3 separate regions of the Homo sapiens genome follow, and all the other regions are linked to region 3. The links are chromatin contacts, found by Hi-C or POLR2A ChIA-PET in ENCODE. All regions are on one chromosome and are shown on one strand. Each heading gives the region's core, a stretch centred on a gene start or an enhancer-like site at or near the end of the contact. The rest is flanking DNA. Distances are from core to core; before and after follow the strand shown. Region 1 has its middle 160 kb from the start of MYRFL. Region 2 overlaps PTPRR (protein tyrosine phosphatase receptor type R). Region 3 holds the start of KCNMB4 (potassium calcium-activated channel subfamily M regulatory beta subunit 4).

The links. A loop is a pair of places that touch in the nucleus more often than their neighbours do. ChIA-PET counts read pairs that join two places held with the same protein, here RNA polymerase II (POLR2A). Pooled maps may share reads with other maps.
Region 1: a map of IMR-90 shows a loop between it and region 3 (3-fold over the local background). The contact joins the enhancer-like site here to the promoter of KCNMB4 in region 3. A Hi-C loop is called at or near these places in 5 of 168 maps with a recorded cell type or tissue (Calu3, HepG2, IMR-90 and 2 more) and 6 of 50 pooled maps. POLR2A ChIA-PET finds 5 or more read pairs at or near these places in 1 of 52 experiments (naive thymus-derived CD4-positive, alpha-beta T cell).
Region 2: a loop to region 3 is called in a map of heart right ventricle, with 4 times the contacts of the local background. The contact joins the enhancer-like site here to the promoter of KCNMB4 in region 3. A Hi-C loop is called at or near these places in 6 of 168 maps with a recorded cell type or tissue (Calu3, PC-3, chondrocyte and 3 more) and 14 of 50 pooled maps.

What each region holds. Positions count from the first base shown.
Region 1 is chr12:69,986,624-69,989,323 of GRCh38, forward strand. No RefSeq gene overlaps it. Among named protein-coding and RNA genes, the nearest start is that of MYRFL, 160 kb to the left of the region's middle. Within about 2 kb of position 1,313, at least 12 of the 41 ENCODE cell types and tissues checked have a DNase peak (open chromatin) inside an H3K27ac peak, as active enhancers do; they include IMR-90, where a contact is called at or near this core.
Region 2 is chr12:70,720,760-70,723,486 of GRCh38, forward strand. All of the region lies in intron 6 of PTPRR (protein tyrosine phosphatase receptor type R), which reads right to left. All of the region lies in intron 1 of LOC124902960 (a long non-coding RNA gene), which reads left to right. Among named protein-coding and RNA genes, the nearest start is that of PTPRB, 85 kb to the left of the region's middle. Within about 2 kb of position 1,338, at least 3 of the 41 ENCODE cell types and tissues checked have a DNase peak (open chromatin) inside an H3K27ac peak, as active enhancers do; they include endothelial cell of umbilical vein and heart right ventricle, where a contact is called at or near this core.
Region 3 is chr12:70,364,927-70,367,626 of GRCh38, forward strand. KCNMB4 (potassium calcium-activated channel subfamily M regulatory beta subunit 4) reads left to right here and starts at 1,364. Exons shown (of 3, transcript NM_014505.6): 1 at 1,364-2,144. The coding sequence starts at 1,809. RefSeq lists a silencer at 1,180-1,419.

The DNA.
Region 1 (2,700 bases), core at 63-2,562, 380 kb before region 3:
GACATGGATGAAATTGGAAATCATCATTCTCAGTAAACTATCGCAAGAACAAAAAACCAAACACCGCATATTCTCACTCATGGGTGGGAATTGAACAATGAGATCACATGGACACGTGGAGGGGAATATCACACTCTGGGGACTGTGGTGGGGTGGGGGGAGTGGGGAGGGATAGCATTGGGAGATATACCTAAGGCTAGATGACGAGTTAGTGGGTGCAGCGCACCAGCATGGCACATGTATACATATGTAACTAACCTGCACAATGTGCACATGTACCCTAAAACTTAAAGTATAAAAAATAAATAAATAAATAAAGTTATTGGCATGGAAATGAGAAAAAAAAATTTTAAATTATACTTTATGTTCTGGGATACACGTGCAGAATGTGCAGGTTTGTTACATAGGTATACAGGTACCATGGTAGTTTGCTGCACCCGTCAACCTGTCATCTACATTAGGTATTTCTCCTAATGCTATCCCTCCCTAAGCCCCCAACCCCGACAGGCCCCGGTGTGCGATGTTCCCCTCCCTGTGTTCATGAATAACACCAATTTCTATAAGCAAAGAGTCTGAATGGGTGCATGCTCATACTATTATTACCCTTTAGCAATAGTATTAGTACTATTATTAATATTCATTAACTGTAGCCTAAATGAACAAAAAGAAAACACACACAGTTGGAGGCATGGGGCAAAGGAGAGTACTCAGGTGAAAGAAGCACTTATTGAAGCTAACTGAAATTTAGCTTGTTTTTACTTATGTAATGCCAGCTGAATTAGATTATCTCTTTTTCCTTTGCTGAATTGCCGGAATAATTTGGTGCTGTGTGAAAAAAAAAATGCAAGTATAGTGCCCTGTCATTTTTGTTAAAGAAAACAGTTTTGAAAGTTAAGCAAAGTAAACATTTTGCAAAGTTAACTGAAGCAAAATCAGTTTATTTCTGATTTCCAGAGGCAAGTAAATGATGACATGTGATGGACTCCTCACTAAACTATGGGTCATGAAATTCAGGATTTATGTTCACTTTCACCACTAATTGATTGAGTGCATTCTTTTTAACCTCTGGAGAATTGTAGCAGTGGCACTTGCCACATTTCCTACTGAAGTATTTTGCAGATTAGGTCAAATTCTTAAAGTACTAGCACTTTAATGAAACGTACTTGCTCAAAGATTAGGAAAAGCAATGGAGAAGCTGTTTCTTGATTTTATAAAGAATCCAGGAAGTGTTTGAAATACAGTTGGATTTCAACAGATCTTGATTGTGACCTTCCAGAGAGGCATTCATAGGTCTGGAATTTCCCAGGATGCTTTGCCAGGAATTAGTGTTGAATTACCAGAAAATCAGTATGACACGTAGCACACACTTATCTAGATAGTAAGTCAGCACACACACACACACACACACATTCACACACACCTTTCATTGTTGGTGGAGCTGCAATTCAGGAGAAAAGGGAGTGTCCCAAGCAGAGATGGAAATGATTCATTTTATAAGTTGTTCTATAAAATGGTCGCTAGCTGGAAATATACCTTTATTCATAATAAAATGCAAATTCCTTAGATTCTGTACTGTCTTTCATATTTATTTTATCTTATTTTAGATTTATTTTCATAACTCCCCATGCAATTCTCTCAGCGCTTTCTAGTGTCTCATTAATATAAACTATGCTCAATCTAAATCATCTCCATTATTTTCCTCCATTTTCTTTTCTTTCATTCCGTGTGTATGTCCTTGGCAACTTCTCTTTAGCATGAGTCTTCTTTAGAGATTCAAACCTATAGTCCTTTTCTGATAGCACGGATGACATCTCCGTAAATCTGGTCAGGAATCACTCCATATTGTGTCTGAGGATTTCTTTTTTGTCCCTGGGTCTGCATGTTTCCACAGTCAGACTTTCTGTGCCTGGCTGAAAGCCCAAGATATTTAGACTCTCTGGTAAAATAAATCCTTTCCATTTCTGGTTAGTATACTCCCTGAAAATCCATGTGCTACAAGAGAATCCTAGGGTTAAAAATTCAGAGAGCTGCGGGGAGGGGAGAGACAGGGAGGGAAGCCTGGGAAAAGCAGATAGAAAACTTTTGGCTCTTCATCTGGGCTGAGTTACTTAATCACTCTACCTTCGACCAGATCCTCAAGAAACTTCCTGGACTCTCTCAGGAAGCAGATTACTCTATCTGAATGAAATCTTCCGTGGGAAATAAATTGCACAAAGAGAGAAGAAGAAAAAAAAAATGTTTCAAGCTCCCGTATGTATATTTCAAGTGATTTATCCTCTCCCCAGAATTCTTGAGCTTCTTTATTCCCGGGGTTTATTTTGTTTAAAATAACATTCCAGTGACTACCCATAATTCAGCAACCTAGATTCTGTCCAATTTCAGATTAAATAGGTAGCAACTGTCAGACACCATAGTGGAGTTTTCCTGTTTCTTCAAGGGAAAGTGAGGAGTGACTCAAGTATCTTTTCATTTAAATTACCTCAAACTTGGACAAAGCTTATGAAATCCTCTATTTGTCACAAGGTTCAGAGTGCTCAGTAGTAACCTGGATGTATTCTGTTGTGTCTGTTTAGGATCAGTTACAATAATTACGACCCGCCCTCCATATCTGACAGAAAAGTCTATGGGCTCTTTCTCCTTCTCGCTGTCTCCTCGTGTGTGTGTGTGTGTATGTGTGTGTACAGAGGAACACTTAGATGA
Region 2 (2,727 bases), core at 88-2,587, 360 kb after region 3:
GCGTGAGCCACCACACCTGGCTCAGGTACATTTTTCTTATTGGTACTACCACTAGGCCCTAGGATATTATCCTATATTTGAATATGCTTGATACATAATCTTATTTCACCCCACTCCCTCATCTTCGACTCCAATAACTTTTTCTATTTGGTTTCAGATTAAAGCTCAGATTTGGTTCTTCACTGAATAGGGTTTGCCTATATAGAGGTGCTCCTTAACAGCACTGCTTTCTAGTATAAGCATGTCAACACAGGTTTAGTTATTTAAAATGCATATCTTATATAAACCAGATAATCCACAAAAACACTCGTGCCATATTCCCCTAAAAGAAATGTGTTGCAGGCATATACCCATTGTTACTTCTCTTGCTTGGAAGTCCTGCAAAAGCTCTTACTTACACATGGTACTGCCAAATATCCTAAAGTTCTCCAGTTAGAAATAGGTTAGAAATATACCGAGGAGTTAGAAATATACTGAGGAGAACCAAGAGAACAGTTTTGATTAGAGTCTGAGTCAGTCAACATTGCACATATATAAAACTTCTGTCTAAGAATAGGTAATTTATCTATCCTGGCAGAGCATTTCATGAGGGGCACCGCTATTGTGAATAACAATGGACAGCCACCTCCCTTGGGCACAACCCTTTCCTCGGCTGATGGAACAGCAGGTGGAAAGAAGAGCAGGCACACGGTGGATAGCTCCTGTCCAAATAGATTATCACACAAATCAAAAGGTGGACTATTGTGGGGGAGGAATTATAAAATATATTTCAACACATTTTAGGTATTTGGCAGGATTCTGTTTGGGTTCACCATCAGCTTTCTTATAGGGCCTTGGCAAATGCAGTTTCCCTGACTGCTTAGAAATATTTATGATCTTGGGCTTTTTTCTACTAGGCAAAACTGGAATTATGAATTCTGCACAGTATAGGATTCATAACACCGCAAACTTTTCTAGCCCGTTTAATCTTTATTTCACAGGCCTAGCTTTTCTATGGAAGATACCGTAGTGAACAAATAAACAAAGTGGATTGAAATTCGCCCTGCTAATATATCCAGGAAAGGAATCGTTGGGAGGATAGTTGGATGATTATTGGAACTGGCAGGTCAGTGAGGGCAGCAGACTCTCAAAGAGCATGAACATGCTGACCAATTCATTAGAGACTCTACAGCCCAAATTGACCCCAATTTAAAATGTATCCAAATTTTGGCATGGGAAGTATTGTATTAAGAAATAAGAACAAACTAGCAGAGTTTGTTTTCAAAATGAGGGAGGCATAGATGAAAAATGGCTAAAGGCTTTTTTACCCTTTGAAAAATCTGTCCCGGCTATGCGCCCCCCGTGGACGCTTCCTTTCCCACCCACTCCTTTCCTGCTTTCTTACTACCAGAACCCAGGGTCCTTTTAGGTCTTGTGCCTAGGACTTGCAAATGCCTCGGGTGAATAAGAATGCTTTTCCTGTGTAAGAGCACAAGACATTTTAGGAACAGGAAAAGCCTATCCGGTCCAACATACCTGCCCTTTTTAGGTTTATCTAAATCCCACCTTCCTGCATTGTTACCTTCCTTCATCTTCCTATATAGAGATAACATTTCTTGTATGTTTCTCATGATCTCTCCTGTCACTAGACCTGATAAAATTAGACCTATATTTTAGTACCACTCTCGTTAAAACAAATGATTTCTGAAAAGAGTTCGCAAGGCTAGTAAACAGTTTGTAATTTTTCTTTTTTAAGAGTCATAAACCATGAGTTTGAAAGAGGAGACTCCAAAGAAGCTTGACTTGGAGGGACGCGGAGGTCATCCGGCTTGACTTTGTGCTTAGCTTTTATTTATGAGTTATCTTATTTGCCAGAATCTGGGTACCAACATTTTCTCTCAGAGTGTTCAGTGACGAGGGATATGTTTATTTGGGATAAGACTCATTATGAAGAAAATATGCAGGTGGCTAAAGATTAATTACAAGCAGCAGAGGCCTGTTAAAAAGCTTAACATTCTCTGAGCCCTTCCTTGCCCCCTGTTTCACAGTTCATATCTGGAATTTACAATAGAGTGAGGTAAGCCACCCGCCGTCATAAAGAAGGTGAGATATTTATTGAACAGATGTTTCATTACTCAAGAAAATTCACATTTTCAAGTAAAAAGCCAAAAGATGGGCCTTCCACCCAAGTCCCTGAAAAAGATTCTTGGCAGCATTTATATTTAGTGCCTACAAGTTTTACGCACTGAGTTTTTACTGTTTAGATGTGCGGGTCAACAAATCACTGAGAAGACACCAAAACTGTCTGCCAGATGTCGACCACTGATTAATTTGTCTTAAGTTCAGCCAAAAGGGAAGAAAATATGATGGGTGGAGCATGAACAGCAAGCACAATCAACATCTGACCAACCAGGGTTTCCTGTCACCTTGGGAACAAAATTGATTGGCACTGGTTTCCTGTGTACAAGTTAAAAACCAGTAGCAACTGCAGTAACAAGAATAAACTACAGATAAGAGACTTGGAAATTAAATCAAGGCACATCACCAAAATTTCAGCTTGCAACCCTAAGCAGAAAAGTTCCAAGAGAACTTTTTGAGGGCTTTTTTTTTTCCCCTTTTAAGCTATTTTGTATGTAAACTTAATTTTTCTAATTTTGCCACTTCTGGCAATCTGAAATCATTAAAAAGGACACAATTCAAATTTATGTTAGAGGTCATAAATTTTGCCCAGGACTCAATATTTTCTCA
Region 3 (2,700 bases), core at 114-2,613:
TTCCATGTTTCCGTATTCATCAGGAACATAATTAAGAGTTTATTCATTTGAGACTTACAAGCAAACAAAAAAAGTTTATGTAGTTTGCAAGGAAGTTAATATTCTGATTTTATTCTTCGAAATGTACATATAAATAGTTCTCAAGTTTGATTTTATGATAAAAGTGTAGTTTGGGAAAAGGTCATTCTAACTTTAAAAAGGTCGCGAAAACAATAGAGGCTGAAGCATTGTTAGCGTAATTGGGGGAGGAGGGAGCAACGGCAAGAATTAAGAGCAGAACACAGGTCTAGAAACAGTACCTGTCCCAAAGTGGGTCTGCCCGGCGCTGTCGCTTTAAGCAGCGCTCCTGGAAACCTCATCTACAAATCCTGGGGCGGGTCAGGGGTGGCAAGACTCCTAAGGAGGGAAACGACAGAAATGATTCTGTTCTTGCGAGCCCCAAAGCAAGAGTACTTTTCTGATGGGTAAAGTGGTATTTCTTTCCAGGCTGCAAAGCTCTCCACCTTTTTCCTTTGGTCTCAGTCAGCCCCAGCCATGGGGGCAAATCAAGTTGGGGTCAACTCGGCTGCCAGAGACCTAAGTTGCCACAAGGGTCACCGACGACCTAAGCAGCAAGTTTCCTTCGTCCAGCCTCCTGCCCCCACGCACATTGCCTCCACAGCAAACTCCACCTGACTCAGCTTGTTTAACTCCAATCCTGCAGCCCTCCCGGCCTCAGCAGGGTCAGGGGGCGCGGGTCTGCGCCAAGACGGTTAGGAGGCCCAAGTCCTGGGACTGGACGGTTACTGCGCTCCCTTGGGCGCAGCCGCTGGCGGCGTGGGCGCGGCTGGGTCACGCCTCCGGCACCACCGCGCGCCAGCCCGCCCGTGGCATGGGAACCTGCGATTCAGTCGTCCCCGGGGACCTCCCAGCGCACACCGCTAGCCTGGGGCTTTCACCTCGATCCGCCCGGCCTGGGCGGCTCGTGTCCTCCCACACCGCCACCCGTGCCCGCTTCCCGGGGTGCGCCCGGAGCCTGGCCGCTCTCCCTGCAGGTGACCAGTACTCGTTTGGAGTTCAAGATTCCCGCCGCTCCACTTGAACTCCACCCTCCCCTCTTATTATTATTATTATTTTAACTTCCCTCCGGTTAAGCTAAATTGATCTTAATCTTTCATCTCGGACGTCCCTCTAAGGGGAGTGAGCGAAGATTCCGATTGCAAGTCGCCGCTGTCGCTTGTGCCCGTCAGCCCCTCGCCCAAAGGAGACGCCCCCGGGCGGGGCGGGGCGGAGCGGGGCGGGGCGGAAGGGCCCGGGTCTGCTGCGGACGGGGCGGGGCGGAGCCTCCTCCTGCACGGGGGAGCCCCCGGGCTCGCCCCAGCTCAGACACTCCTAGCCTTGGGGCAGCTGCCGGGCGAGTCAGCGGAGTAGCGGCCAGCGGGCGATGGAGACAGAGAGACACCCGACGAGAGGAGGCGGGGTGGGGGAGGCGGGGAGAGTGCGGGGGCGGAGGCTGGCAGGGGGCGCTGGAAGCTGGAGCGGTCCGTGCGCTCCCCGCGCCCGAGGGTGCAGGAGGCTCTGAAGCGGCTGCTGCACCGCGGGGCCCAGGCGGCGGCTGGGGGGCTGGGGGGCGCTGCCGCCGCCGCCGCCGGGGGCGTCGCTGGCCTCGGCCCCTTTGTTCTCGCGCGCTCCCCCTCGCCGCCCACTCCCCTGCTGTCGCGCGGCGGCGGCGGTGGCGGCGGCGGCTCCTCCCGCCCGAGGCAGTCGGGCTCGGCGCCGGGGGCGGGAGGGGGCGGGGGGAGCACGCCAGCCGCCGAGAGTGGGGGGCGATGGCGAAGCTCCGGGTGGCTTACGAGTACACGGAAGCCGAGGACAAGAGCATCCGGCTCGGCTTGTTTCTCATCATCTCCGGCGTCGTGTCGCTCTTCATCTTCGGCTTCTGCTGGCTGAGTCCCGCGCTGCAGGATCTGCAAGCCACGGAGGCCAATTGCACGGTGCTGTCGGTGCAGCAGATCGGCGAGGTGTTCGAGTGCACCTTCACCTGTGGCGCCGACTGCAGGGGCACCTCGCAGTACCCCTGCGTCCAGGTCTACGTGAACAACTCTGAGTCCAACTCTAGGGCGCTGCTGCACAGCGACGAGCACCAGCTCCTGACCAACCCCAAGGTAAGAACGCCCCGCGCACCCAGGGGCTCCCCGCGAGGGAGGTTTGGAGGCAGCGTCGGTGTTAGACTCCGCGCGGGGAGGGTTCGGCGTGTGCTCGCATTGCTAGGAGGAGACCAGGTGGCGCAGGCTGTGCTCAAACCAGGAATGACTACATCAGGGAGCCCCAGGGCTCCGGTCTTTTCAGGTGGGTTTACGCGCGGCGACCAGTGGTGCCCAGAGGCTTACTTTAAAACCTGTCTTGCCTGGTCTCAGATTTTGAGGCCTCGACCCAGTCCGGGTCCTGCGCCTACCGGACTGGGTTTGGAGAAGTGCAAGGAGCCAAGAAAGTTAACTTTTCCTCCATTTAAAGCCAGTGGTTAGCGGGGATCCACCTACTCCAGCTCACGGTCAAGGTCCGAGCTTCAGCTGGTCTCATCTAGAACTCAGATGGAATGACCTTCCTTGAAAGGTCGAGGGGACTCTCGAAAGTTGTGAGAGAGTTCCTCACCTTTTCGCTCTACATAGGCATTTTCAACTTGGGGTTCAAAGATAAGCTTTTGTGGCTTGACAAACGACC